4 separate regions of the Homo sapiens genome follow, and all the other regions are linked to region 1. Evidence: chromatin contacts called from ENCODE Hi-C data. All regions are on one chromosome and are shown on one strand. Each heading gives the region's core, a stretch centred on a gene start or an enhancer-like site at or near the end of the contact. The rest is flanking DNA. Distances are from core to core; before and after follow the strand shown.

The links. Hi-C counts contacts between places; a loop is a spot of excess contacts on that map. Pooled maps may share reads with other maps.
Region 2: a pooled map shows a loop between it and region 1 (5-fold over the local background). The contact joins the promoter of BANK1 here to the enhancer-like site in region 1. A Hi-C loop is called at or near these places in 3 of 37 single-sample maps with no recorded cell type and 2 of 50 pooled maps.
Region 3: a loop to region 1 is called in a map with no recorded cell type, with 21 times the contacts of the local background. The contact joins two enhancer-like sites. A Hi-C loop is called at or near these places in 5 of 37 single-sample maps with no recorded cell type and 8 of 50 pooled maps.
Region 4: a pooled map shows a loop between it and region 1 (11-fold over the local background). The contact joins the promoter of TSPAN5 here to the enhancer-like site in region 1. A Hi-C loop is called at or near these places in 3 of 37 single-sample maps with no recorded cell type and 12 of 50 pooled maps.

Annotation. Positions count from the first base shown.
Region 1 is chr4:99,845,917-99,849,393 of GRCh38, forward strand. The region is part of intron 3 of DAPP1 (dual adaptor of phosphotyrosine and 3-phosphoinositides 1); the gene reads left to right. Among named protein-coding and RNA genes, the nearest start is that of DAPP1, 31 kb to the left of the region's middle. Within about 2 kb of position 1,620, at least 6 of the 41 ENCODE cell types and tissues checked have a DNase peak (open chromatin) inside an H3K27ac peak, as active enhancers do.
Region 2 is chr4:101,788,850-101,792,326 of GRCh38, forward strand. BANK1 (B cell scaffold protein with ankyrin repeats 1) reads left to right here and starts at 1,881. Exons shown (of 17, transcript NM_017935.5): 1 at 1,881-2,101. The coding sequence starts at 2,032. RefSeq lists a silencer at 1,968-2,157.
Region 3 is chr4:101,417,999-101,421,475 of GRCh38, forward strand. No RefSeq gene overlaps it. Among named protein-coding and RNA genes, the nearest start is that of PPP3CA-DT, 72 kb to the left of the region's middle. Within about 2 kb of position 1,518, at least 3 of the 41 ENCODE cell types and tissues checked have a DNase peak (open chromatin) inside an H3K27ac peak, as active enhancers do.
Region 4 is chr4:98,656,860-98,660,336 of GRCh38, forward strand. It overlaps TSPAN5 (tetraspanin 5), which reads right to left and starts at 1,752. Exons shown (of 8, transcript NM_005723.4): 1 at 1,287-1,752. The coding sequence starts at 1,367. It overlaps TSPAN5-DT (TSPAN5 divergent transcript), which reads left to right and starts at 2,043. Exons shown (of 3, transcript NR_148380.1): 1 at 2,043-2,163. LOC112267901 (a long non-coding RNA gene) reads left to right here and starts at 1,864. Exons shown (of 3, transcript XR_939016.3): 1 at 1,864-2,013. RefSeq lists silencers at 1,317-1,476, 1,730-1,909.

The DNA of each region.
Region 1 (3,477 bases), core at 370-2,869:
AGATCAAATGACAGCAGGAACAAAGTATTTCAAATGAATATTGTACATTTACAGGAAGCAGTACAAGCATTTGGTAATGAAGCTTCTCGATGTTTTTTTCCCCTTATTTGGGCCTGTATGCTTAGTTAGATTTACAGGATGTTAGAATTGAAAGGGAGCTCAGGGACTATTGCATTTTTCCTTTATAAATGAAGAAACTGAGGCCTGGTTAGAAATGGGGAAGCAAAAACTCACATCTCCTTTCTCAAGCTGCCTCCTAAAGAATCAATTTCTTCAAACTTTGATTTATACATGTCAACTCTTGCCCACAATACAGCACAGTATTTCACATGCCCTAGAAGTTTCCATGGTGACTAGATTGAGGCTGAGAATAATTATGGTATAATGAGTAAACACACAAATTCTAAGTTTCAACTCCAGCCTCTGCCATTTGCCGGCTCTGTGTGTCTCCTCAGGTAAGTTAAATAATCTCTCTGAGCTTCAGTTTCATCATCTTATGAAACTGATTAGATGGTAGTAGCTCATACTTTAATGACTTATTGTGAAGATTGAATGAAATTAGGCACATAGGACATTTGGAATGATTCTTAGCATAGTATAAGTATTCAATAATTATTATTCATATTTAATAAAATGCTTTTATGGTTATTAATTCCATCAGATTCTATGCAAAAGCTGTACGTTCTTTGATAAATAATAAAGAATTAGTTTAGGGACAATTGAATTTGCATTTATCAAATGTTTGTGATGTCCTCTTCAAACTTTAATCTAGTTCCATAGTGGACTCATATAAGTGGTAGAATCAAGTGAGCACTCCAAAAATAGTGACTTGACTTGGATATTTGAACAGAATTTTCTCCTACACTGACTAACTGGTATGTCTCTCCTAGTTCAGTGCACTTCACCCTATGAGACTGGAAATTAAATATTAAAACCCCTTCACATGTAAATGAACAAGGCTTAAAGTCCATTTGCAGAGCAGGTGGCAAAGAAGGAAGGAAAAAGATCTTGAATAACCCTATTCTCTCCCACCAACCCCAAGAAATCTACTTCTCATTGGAAGGAGGGGAGAGAGGAACTCATTATGCCAGTTGCAGAGCTTATTTTCTGAACCTGAGGGCAGTAATGAAACACGGATGGACATGATCTGATTTTAATTTAATTCAACAAAATGTTTTGAGTGAAATGGCCCTGTGAGCCACTGATAACATAGAAAGATAAATCAGATATTATTCTTGCCTTCAAACACCTTACAGGCTAGCTGGGGTACCTGATGAATAAGCACTGACCTCACTGCATAAAATAAATACTCTAAACAAAAGTTTTTCTTTAGGAGTTTTGTGTACCCTGTGCTACACTCTATTTCAGATACCAAACCAATGCCTAAGAATTGAGACTGTTCTTACTCTCTTTCTGAGTTCCTGCTGGAATACAAGATAAAGGGTCCTTCAATGCAATTTCATATTATTGCATACAGTTATATATGTAACTCTTACACATAACTGTAAGTTACCATTCAGTCAAAGTAAATGGAAATGCCTGCCTTGGTCCAGCTCTGATCATCTCAAAAACATACCTCCGCTAAGCATGGCTGAAACCAGGTTTCATGTCAAAGGCAGGAAACAATAGTCACCTTTACGTAGTTCAGAAACTGAAGTGAAACTTATAGCCAAGTTTCCAAGGCCTGTGGTTACTGGTCTTCCTCATTCTTCTTGCTCTGCTACCCCTGCCTCCTGTTGCCTTTTTCTAAATCTCCCAGCTGAGTCCTGGAGTTCATTTGGTCTGAATCTCAGTAACCCAGGGTCCCTTTCTTCCCGAGCTGAGGCACTAACTTGGACCTTGGAGGCAAAGTATTAAGAGTCTGTGGTAGCGACAGTAGATAAGTTTGTTTGTTTGTTTGTTTGTTTGTTTGTTTTGAGACAGAGTCTCACTCTGTTGCCAGGCTGGAGTACAGTGGCGCCATCTCGGCTCACTGCAACCTCTGACTCCCTGGTTCAAGCGATTCTCCTGTCTCAGCCTCCCGAGTAGCTGGGATTACAGGCATGCGCCACCATGCCCGGCTAATTTTTGTATTTGTAGTAGAGACGGGGTTTCATCATGTTGGCCAGGATGGTCTTGATCTCCTGACCTCATGATCCGCCCCCTCGGCCTCCAAAAGTGCTGGGATTACAGGCATGAGCCACCGCGCCCGGCTGATAAGTTTCTTTTGATTGGAAATGACAGAAACCAGCTCTGGCTAGCTGGGTTTTTTTGGTCTTGTTTTTGATTTTGTTTTTAAGTGAGTAGGGTACAAGAACAGGGAACAGGAGCAGAATTTTTTTTTTTTTTTGTGATGGGGTCTCACTCTGTTGCCCAGGCTGGAGTGCAGTGGCACGATCTCGGCTCACTGCAACCTCCGCCTCCCGGGTTAAAGGGATTCTCCTGCTTCAGCCTCCCAAGTAGCTGGGACTACAGACGCATGCCACCACGCCTGGCTAATTTTTGTATTTTTTTTAGTAAAGACGGGGTTTCACCGTGTTAGCCAGGATGGTCTCCATCTCCTGACCTTGTGATCCGTATGCCTCGGCCTCCCAAAGTGCTGGGATTACAGGCATGGGCCACCGCGCCCTGCCCAGGAGCAGAATTTTTTAAAAGGATATTAACAATATACCCTCCCAGAATTTAAGGGCAAGTTGAACAACCAAGAGACAACAAGGAATCTGCTTAGTAATCATGGCAAGTCTGAGGCTTTCAGTCAATTGATGTGTCTGTCTTGATTCATCTCTGATCGTCTCAGAAGTGTACCTCCGCTCAGCCTTTCTGAAACCAGGTTTCATGTCAAAGGCAGGAAACAATAGTCTACTTCATGTAGTTCAGAAATTGAGTTGGTGGACCTTCTCTCTAGAGAAGCAATTAAGTGGATCCCCAAGAAGTGAATCCAATTAGTGTGACCAGGTCAGGTATTCGAGGGCCGGGCCAGGTCTGGAGGTATAACATGGTTATAGGGAACCTATCTCTGTATACTGGGAGGTACAATCTCTGCAGAAGGGGAAATCATTAAGCCTCACAGCCATGCCAAGAAGTCTGTATATTGGCTCTTCCTTGGGCAAGAATAGTCATCTAAGGAGAACTGTCTTTTAGGACACCAGATTTTTATCAGTATAAGTTGCCGTTTTATAAGTACTTTGTCATCTTCATCTCACAATTTAGTTTAGCCTCATTTGTGGGGTTACTAGTTAAAATCAATCTACAGTCAGTTTTACTCTCTTGGTTGACTCAATGCCATTTTCCTTTGTTTTACTTTTGTTGAATTAAACTTTAGAGGAGGTTTTCAAAATAGAATTTGGGTTCCTCCAACAGAGATTTGAAAAGTTATGCCTGCGGTTATTGTCCTTTCTTGCCTCAGGCCTGGAGAATTGTGGACCTGGGAGGCTGGTTCATCCCAGGTTCTTTCTTGGTTCAAGCCTGCATTACTGTAGCATTCATTCATTAATTCAT
Region 2 (3,477 bases), core at 631-3,130, 1.9 Mb after region 1:
TAGAATACTTAAAAAAAGAGTAGTTGTTGACTGCAAACAGTAAAACAAAAGAATAAATAAGTCAGTCAATGGGGTAGTCAATGGCTATTTTCTTATTCAAAAGAAAAGTGAAGCTAGAATAATTTTAATGGGAGATTTTAAAGATTTTCTAACACATAATCTTATTTTTTTTAAAAAAAAAACAGCCCACAATTTTCAGCAGTTTTTACTTTCTTTTTTCTATTTACTAGCATCATTTGACATAAGTAGTGGAAATGAGCTTCTGAAAATATACTTAATTTTCATATTATAAATCTTATTTTCTATAGTTTTATTAGGAGACAGTGTTATAACATTTTATATCTGGCAGAAACTCGAATACAGTAATTTTAATTTATTCATTAATAATGAATAAATTAGATGAGATACGCAAGGCTCAGAAATATTAAGAATTGCTCCAAACACCCAGATATTGTGGAGCAGAGTCAGGATGGCAGCTGCAACCTTCTGACTTCCAATCCAGGGCTCTTCATACAAGAAGGCTGTCCTGTATATGTGACAGATACAAGTTCCTATCTGAACACTGTCTTTATTAACAAGTTTTCGTGTGCATAAATGGGTGCCTTTGAAGATCTGGATACTTAATTGGGGAGCATCATCTGGAGTGTTCATGTTGGCTAAAGTAGCTCTTGTCAGGAATACGTATACCAGCAGATGCATCAGTTAGAATATTCTTTTCTCCAATGGGTTTAAGACATACTTTCCTAAGAATTGAGTTTCTGAAACACTGAACAACACCCAAACCCTGCAATCCAAATTTGTTTTTGCCTATTACACTGAAGTCTCTCTGTTAACAGGCATATATAGAAGACAACCATTTTTTTCAATATAATATTTCATAAGTTAGATGAAATCTTTTGTTCCATTATATAAAGTTCAGAAAATCAACATAAAATTAATAATGATGTTAAAGAAACTACTGGAAACCAGATAAATACAATACAATCTATAATTGTTTTCAAGTTTTTTGGACATTTCGCATACTTCTCCAAGTTTTCTACATTATGTTATAAAGTTCTAATAAGTTCATTTATGTGAAAAAATTAACTTTTTTTGATACTTGATATTTATATTATTACTAAAAAGCACTTCATCCGAGAGAAAGTTTCAAAGAAAGCCTTCCTTTTATAGGAAGAGGAGAGGAACATTTAAACTATGTATTATTACCAAATTGATATTCAAAAAATATATTCAACTTCAAAAGGCAAATGACTAGTTTAGACATGCTTGAGAGAGAGACATTCACTTTAAGGTTCTGGGACAACTCCTTTGATATATCTCCATCTTAAAAACAAGCAAACAAACTCTTGTTTGGAGAGGGTATTTAGAGCCATAAATAATTTTTTACTGGGTCTATTTTTGAGTTGGAGCAGGAGTAAGAAATACATTTTATATGGAATTTTAAATCACTTTTCAATTTATGAACCTAGCCTAGAAAGTCTGTGTAAAATGAAATATTTTAAAAGTTACAGTATTATCTGTATCTTCATTTCTATATGTATGTATCTATCATCTGTGTACCTACTCATCTATCTATCTAATTATTCTTTCTTTCCAGCAAATGTTCACTTCTGGTTTCCCTACGTCTGCCTGGAAGTGGGGGCAGTATGGCAGTATGGAAGACCTAGAAAGGGACAAGGAGAGCTACAATAACAGCGGTCTAAATATATCCTAGGATGAAAAGGTGAGGAAGGAAACAGGCGCAGAAGTGTTATAAGAAACCAAAGCGGCCTTTTGAGAAGGGATGTAAGAGCAGGCCCCTGAGCAGTTTCACTTCCTCTGGGCGCCCAGCAGAGCGGAGCCCTGGCCTTGCGGGCATGAGCCCCGGGGCTGCGTTTCCTGAGACCTGGCCGCAGCCTCCGCGGGTGGCAAGCGGGCTGGGGAGAGCCGAGGGCCAAAGGAAGAGAAAATCGCGGGGAGTCTCTGGCCGGGAGAGTCCAGGTAGCGCTCGGCGGGCAGCAGTGCGCAGGCCCCTCGGCTTCAACCGCCACAATGCTGCCAGCAGCGCCAGGCAAGGGGCTTGGGAGCCCGGACCCCGCCCCCTGCGGCCCAGCGCCCCCAGGTGGGTAGTCGCGCATTCGGAGGGGCTTGACGCCGAGGCCGGGCTACGGGGCTCTGCGGAGACCACGGGCCATCGTTAGACAACTGCACTCGGGCACTGAGGCCAGGGCGTCCCTGAGACAGGGCTTCTCCTTTTTATCCTGCCGCCAGGCAGCCCAGAGGGTTCTTCTGTCCCTGACTTCTCTGAGGGGCATCTGGACGCCACGAGGAGGGAGCGCGCTGGGAGTTCTGGCCAGCGGGCTACCCTCAGTGTCTGCAACTTCTGAGGAGCTGGAACTTTCCCCAGCACCCGGGTCAGGGTCCTGTAGTTTCTAAAATCACTTTGCAACCTGTTTTAAAGCAATGCGCGTTTAAAATTATACGTAATTATTTTCAACAGTCGGTAAGCACAGAAAAACCGCTCATGTGTAGCGTCACGCATTTACCTGCCCGGCCTGACAAATCCCAGCCTGGTGAATTGGTAGCCCTGCTTCTTGGCAGGTGGCTTTGCAGAGAAACTCTACCAACACCACCTCCCTACTCCACTGGCTTTACTAACTTGGTCAAAGGAAAACGGTCAACTTGGTTGAATGCAGAAGTAGATTTATATTTTCAAATGGACGTTAAGGCAGTTTTATTTAGTTCTTTTTGAAGCATTTCAAATGCATTTGCAAATTACTCAGTGATATAAAAATGTTTTTTAAATTAAAAAACTTCACTTAGGTATTAATATTACTGGAGTGTTCGTGGTGAGAAATGCAACAAGAAAGTATATTCTGAGTGAAAGTTTCTTAATTTGCTGAATAGAAATAAATTTCTCATACCTTTCTAGAATTTTTTAGGTAATGTAATTTTGGTTGTAGCTATTTCTGTTGGCTAGTGCATTTTTACATAAATAAGCTTTAGGGATTGCTTTCAGTTAAATAAGAAGTATATTTGTGTCAATGAAAAGTGACAAGAAAGGACTTAGAGCCCATAACTTAATATTATTAATATTTTAACTATTGCATATTGACATTCTTGAAAACTGTGGCTCTGATGGTCTTCAGCAGAGCAGACTTTGCTAGCATCTATAAATAAACCAACCATGTCTTTCAAACTTTGAGCAGGTTACCTCTTTTGTAATTTCAGTTTAACAATTTTGTTAGAGAATGGGGTACAGTTTGTTTCAAACTTCTAGATTAAACAGTTTAGGCAGAAAATGCCTTTTATTTCACTTGATACTAAGCAATACTTTGAGGCACTTGCTATTGTGAATAATGCAAGAGTAATGTGAATCAATATTTATAGCATTCCAATTATTCTTGTTCCTCCCATGCATTCCGCTCCCCCCCCGCCCCGCCCCTCCCAACTCCTTGGGTCCTTCTCCATGCAGTATTTATCACTTGCTTCAGTTAC
Region 3 (3,477 bases), core at 268-2,767, 1.6 Mb after region 1:
TCAATAAATATCTTGGCTACATACATTTTCACATATATATGATGTTTGCAAAGCTCAAAGCCCCAAGTTTCCTATAGCCCTAAATGTTTATTAACCTTTCGTAATCAGATTGATTTATTGCAAAGAGAGGCCCCTTCAATTGTAGACAATGTTTTATCATTCAAGAAAACAGTAAGATGTGGTACTTGGGTTGACCTAGCCACAGGCAGGATGTGGCTGCCAGAAAAGCGCTATAAGTCTTTGAGCAAAGAGCCACATCCTCCTCCCACTATTTCTTTTTTTAGCTAATGGCAACTCCTAAGATTCTGACTTTAACCAAAGTTCACATCTTTGTATTGCTCTCCTACTCCCTTTTTAAGTCAGCAACTCATAATAAGCTTAGTATATAACACAGGTTATACAATTTAAGAAAATACTAGGCATTAGGGATTTCAAATAACTGAGCTCATTTAGCCAAAATGGTAAAACAGGGGGACTCGTGAAAAAGATCATAATCAAATAACGGGTATTAATGCTATATTAAAAATTGTCTGTCTTTGTTATCTCAAAAAGCCACCAGAATTCCTTCTCTGGTCTAACTTGCAACTATCCAGACACACAGAAAGTTCAATCTATTCTACTAGTACTTGGACAATGCAGTGAATCTGACATTGTTTACAATGGTCTTAAAAGCCCTTAGGTGTTGGTAACATTTTATGTCATAGAAAATATTGTAGCATGTACCTCTTTACTTGTGTACATCACTGAAACAACTTCCCTTTGCTTCCTGCTCATGGTTATATAGATTGTATGAAGATTAGAGGGCATCCCCAACTGCTGGAAACTGACAGCTGCCCTCCATTAGGGTATTTAGTGCCTAAAAGTGACATCATTCAGCTTCTATGCTATGATAGCTATGATATACTTCACCTTCTGGAGATCATATTGGAGAAATTCTGTTGGCGGAAATATAATTCCACACCCTAAGTAAGGGCAGAATTTGCTGTGATTTGGAATAATAGTGATATATTAAAGAACAGTGATATGTTAAAAGAAGTATCCAAAAATCACATATTAAAGAAAATTAAAGAGCATAATTTTATGTAGTGATCTTGAAAATTAAATTCACTTATTCAACCTACTCAACAGCAACAAAATCTTAGATTTCCTGGTAACTGTTATTCAAAATGTATGGATGTATAAGTAGGAGCATGAGCTGATTTTGGAAACCTAGATGCTGCCATCTGAATGTTATGGCCATGTCCCCTGGTTATATTACCCAGGTCATTTTTATGGCTTCCTACAAACGCGCTTTGTATTTGACTACATTTGGAAATACTCAGAAGGTTTTCAAATGAAGCCTATATGAAAGTATAGAAACTGACTGAGTCATGGAAATCCTGAAGATAAAGTGATCTTACAGAAACTAGAACAAAGTTAAGTAAAACAAGGGTCTCGATAAAAAGCCCAGTCAAAAATGAGTAACTTAAAACACCTGTGTTTTGTCAACAGTGGCTTGGCAGCTAGAATAGGAAGGACAGAGGAAGTTAAACCCACGCTGGTTTCCAGAAGTCAGCTACAAAAAATGAACCTCTAGGACCAGATGGTTTTATGGCTTTGGTAAACAATAGATTTGCATAATGCTTCCTCAATAATTCTGTCAGGAAGAGTGCTGAGCTAAAAAACAACGTGCAATTGTGCCTTTTTTGAAAGACCAGCTCTCTAAATGGCCAACTGGTAATTAGGAGAATCTAATGCTGAGAAGGACAGAGTATATAAAGGACTATTATCTTGAATAAGTAATTGTAAATGCCAGTATATTTGGTAGTATTAGGTCTCCACTGGTGGCCACATTATACACTGATTATCAAAGGGGAATGAAGGCGTCTCTGATTTTGGGCACCACCTCCCTAAAGTTTCTTTGTTTGTTCTGCTTTGTAGCTTCCTTTGACTTTTGTTTCTAAGGCTTGCGGGGGGCTGCCATTTGGTTTCTCTTCAAGAATTAACAAACCACTTACTCTTGAATTCTCTTCTAGTTAACACAGGCATCACTACTTCCAATTGATCTCAGGATGTGGGATCCTCATACACATTTTGAACAAAATCCTCTGTTTCAGCAAGTGAGTGAGAAACCTCTTCTAATTCATTTAACCAACTAATTTAATTGGCAACAATTATTTGTACATGTGTTTTCTCCACATGCCAATTTAGATTTCTACTTTTTAACACCTGAGTCAGAAATGGGCCAGTGGAATAATATACAGATGCTCCTTGACTTACAATGGAATTAACCTCCCAATAAACCCATTGTATGTTGAAAATATCTTTAAGTTGAAGGTGCATTTAATACATCTAACCGAAAAATATCACAGCTCGCCTACCTCATAGCTCAGCCTACCTTAAACATGCTCTAAACACTTATATTAGCCTGCAGTTGGGCAAAATCATCTGGCAACACAGTACGCTGAAGAGTATCAGTTGTTTACCCTCCTAATCCTGTGACTGACAGGGAACTGTGGCTCTCTATTGCTGTCCAGTATTGTGAGAGTATCTTAGGATATATTGCTAGTCCAGGAAAAGATCAAAATTCAAAATTTGAAGTAAGGTTTCTAGTGAATGCATATAGCTTTTTCACCATCCTAAAGTTGAAAAGCTGTTAATTTGAACTATTGTTAAGTCAGGGACTGTCTGTATCACTAAAATCTACTTTTTCTATCCCCAAAACAAAGCAACAATCTTCTATTCATTTTTAAGTTGAATGCTAAAATATTAAAGGGAAGGGCTTACAAATTCAAAAGTCTGTAGTACTTAAGTAGGTAACAGCTAAATGCAGATGTTGAAGTGAGTAAAAACTAGCATTAGGAAATGCTGGGGACCATGGTAAAGTGGAAAATCTGGTCTAAAAATGAGTCAGCAGCTCTTCCACTCCAAACAATTGGTGCCATGTATTAAAACAGCCCAAGAAATGCCTGATCTCTTGGATTTCCAAGAAAAGTAAAATTAAATAATTCTATAAAATCTAAGTTTAATTAAAATATTGATGATTTTTTCAAAATTGGCAATTAAGTTTAAATTTAAAAAATATTGCAAAAGATAAACAAAATACTTCCATGAGCAGTATTCATCTTACAGAGTACCAGATTGTGAACTCTACTATGGTTTTATGGCAGTGCTGCCCTACAGAAATACAACGTGAGACATATAGAATTTAAAATTTTTCAGTATTTACATTAAAACGTGAAAAGAGACAGATGAAATTGATTTTATAATACTGTAAATATTAAATATTTGATCGAATGCAGCTATCCAAAATATTATTTCAACTTATGATCAATCGTTATAAAAATTATTAATGAGATTTTAGATTCTTTGTATTGTTTTGAAATTCAGTATGTATTTTATACATATAGCACATTTCAATTTTTACTACCACGTTTCAAATATTTAATAGCCATATATGACTAGTGGTTCTCTGTTGTACAGCACAGCTCTAAGTCT
Region 4 (3,477 bases), core at 502-3,001, 1.2 Mb before region 1:
CCGTATTGACAACTATTCTCACAGATGTATATACGTACAGCAAACAGCCCAAATTAAAGGAGAATTCAAATAAATACATTCCGTGTTCAGACTGCTGTGGATAATTATTGATCCTGCAGTTGGAGCATTGTTTACCTCACACTGAACAGCAACTTAGAGAACCCCCTACCCAGACAGCCACCATCTTTACTTTCTATGGAAATGCGGGTGCCCACTGAGGAAGAGGATGAGATGGGATGAGAAGGGGAAGAAAAATAACATGGTCTTTGAACCAACGTTTTCCCCTTGTCCTGGAGAACTCTTTGTCTGGCTGCTGAACACGTTTGCCAGATCAAGGAAAAGAATCAAAACAAACAAACAAACAAAAAGAGTAGGCGTCCCAGCCTAATTACAATAGGTTCCCAACACATTGCAGTCCCAAGCAGAGCATCATTTGAATCTTGTGTTAAAGCATTTGCTCTCTCGGTTCCCCAATAAAACATGCCTCGCACACCTTCTCCTTTGCATTTCTACAAAGGTTCCCCCAAACGGCCCGCTCTGTGTCACTCCTTTAAAAATGAGGACGTGGGGCAGGAACACACTGAAATATATGTTGACGGTGACTTATTATCCTGACGATGATATATACATACAAATAAATCCCTCTACCCCGCACCCCCACTGACCAGTCCATTACGCACAGGGAGCGCTTTCCAGCTGAAGAGGAGAGCGTGCAGGAAACGTTATTTACGTGCAATTACAGGACCATATACCACGGCATCTGCATCCTACACAAAGCCCGAGATGGTGCAAGAAGATACACGCTGAGCATGGCACAGACCAGCCGCGGCAACACGGAGCCAAGCCCTCGTCCAATCAGATCGTTGTTAGAAGGTGGACCTCAGGGTCGGCCGTGCCCGATTAGCCTTCCCTATTATGACACCACGCTCTGCCCAACATCTATATCCCACCGAGAGCAAATCCAATTCGTGTGGTTGCTCATTTCTCAAACTGCCGAACCCTTTCTTTTATCTGCATCCCTGCTATTCGTTCCTCAAAAAGCCACCAGAAGGCCTCGGTGCCCCCTTTCCGCCTCGATTTCTCTTTTCACCTCTTCCCATTCCTCGAAAGGATTAAATGTTTATCTCTCCAACGCGCAAGCTGGAAAGGCGGAAGGCGAATGCCTCTATGCTGCTCCGGCAAGCGCCTGCGGGGCTGCGAAAAGTAAAGGCAACGAACAACGTGGGGGAAATCGTCGCGAATCGATCGGCCACAATAGTTGGAATCCCAGGAGCGCTCCAACTTACCCAAAATATGACATTGAAGCCAAATATGAAGTATTTGATGCAACAACTGACTTCAGGACCCTTGTAGTGCTTCCCGGACATCCTCTGGGTTCATGAAGACACTTGCCCCGGCAGCCCGAGTTTGGAGCTCCGAAGCACCGTTGCTCGGAGCAGCCCGGCGGGGAGCAGGAGCTCAGGGACACCGCACGGGGCCGCGGCGCTGGCGGCCTGGGCTCAGCCGCGCGGGGACCGACCGGCGGAGAGCGGCTCCCGCACCTCCAGCCCCTCGCGCGCCGAGGCCGCCGGAGCCGGGGTGGCCGCGAGAAAGCAGGGAAGCCGCGCGCTGCAAGCTCAAGCCTCGCCGACGCTAGCCCCGAACACAAAGCGAGCGCCCGCGTCCGTGCGCCAGGCGGTCGGTCCGTCGGTTCGTCCCCGGGCTTCGGGCAAAGGCGGCCGCGGCAGATGCTGGTGGAGACGCCGCTCGCTTGCTCGCCCGCCCGTTCGCGCGCGCCCTCCCACCCCTCGCTCCGCCCGCCTCTCGCTCCGCCCGCCCGGCCGGCTGCTCCTCCGCCCGCGCCGCCCGCAGCTCCGCCCGCCGCCCAAGCCTTGGCTAGGCGCGCGCGCGCACGGGGTCGGGCGCTCCCGGGCGGCGGTGGCACCACGTAGCCGCCTCCTTCCACCGCTCGCTTTATCCCCGCCCCTTCTCGGGCCAACCCCAAGCGCCGCTGACCCCGAACGTCGCTGCGGGGTAGGTAGGGGGTGGGAGGGTGGAGGACCGCAGGCGAGAGGGAGAAGGAAGGGCGCCCGGGGAGCAGGCTGGCAGAGTGACCGGGATTGATGAGCGGCGCAGCTCTGGAGGGACGCGGGCGAGAGGGTCGCTCCTCGGGGAGAGGGCTGGGTGAGTGAGGACCTGCGAGCCACCCCCGACACCCCTTCCAGGGTAGCCACACTGGCGCCCCCTCCTCCACAACAGGCTTATGTGGCTAGAGAAGATGCGATGCCACTGGACAGGGAAGGAAAGTCGTCGTGGACTTCGCTGAATGGAAAAGGGGGTAGTTGGGGAAGGTGGAGAAAAGAGCCACGGGAAGTGGGAGGAAAGGATGAAGGGATGGGACGTTGAAAAGGAAAGCTTCCTGAATCCCTGTGTGACTCTAACCCAACCTCCCCACCTACCGGAGAAATGGGTTTTATCCTAGAAATGGGGACGAGGAAAAAGAGATGGCTCAAGGGAGTCCTGGCCCGGGATGCGATCCTCGCCCTAGGGTCTATTGCAACCACACAAACCCGGACAGCGCACGCTCCCCCCTACCCCGACAGAATAGTGCCTAAGAAACCTGCTTGCCTCCTAACTCTAGGAAGGAATCCACAACGGATTCCAGGGAGGTCTTCTGGGGAATCTGAATTGGGTTTTTGGATCACGAACCATTAAGCTTTTGAACTCTGGGGAAGAATAGAACAGGTGGCTGGAAATTGTTTTAGAACCCTACCTGAGCAGGTGTGCTCATTAGTTGCTTATCCGCCCTCCTCCTGGAGCACTTTCATAGGTGTTGGCAAAGCAGGTACCAGTATTTCACGGAAGGAGAAGGAAGAACCGCCCAGGACTGTGTATAAATGTCTATGGGAATATTTTTAAGGATTCAAAAGGCTAGAAGGAGGTGAGATCAAAAAATTTTTCCAGCACCACCCAGTGCAACCCGATCCTGGACACAGAAATCTAAAAGATGATACTTAAATACTTGAGTTTGAGAGCCTCTAGTTATAAGGTTTCCTACGTAACAACCTCTCACTTTTCTCAAAAACTGGCTAGTTGACAACCGGCAGTCAAGTTTTGGCTAGTCAAGAAGCTACTTTTTCCTGCAATAAACCACATTTAGAGATAGTACTGGGCTTCAGCAGGATTGAGGCTATATTGAGGTCGCAAGTATGAACGAGGTACCCACAGAGATGGGAGGGCCAGGAGATCCTACTCATTCAGTACCTCAGAAGCTATGACACGGGATAACAGTAGCTTCAGCCCTTTGGATGAAATAATCCTCACTCCCTCAAAAGTGCTCTCTACCCACTCAAAACACAGGCCATACTACCACCAATCTGGTAGACTTCAAAAGTAAGGTCTTTCAGCAGCAGATTTCCTTGTTAACAGGAAGGTACTGACAAGCTTTACCTAAGCCTATTGGAGCTATGTTGTAATTCTGTATATAAATAGAACAGT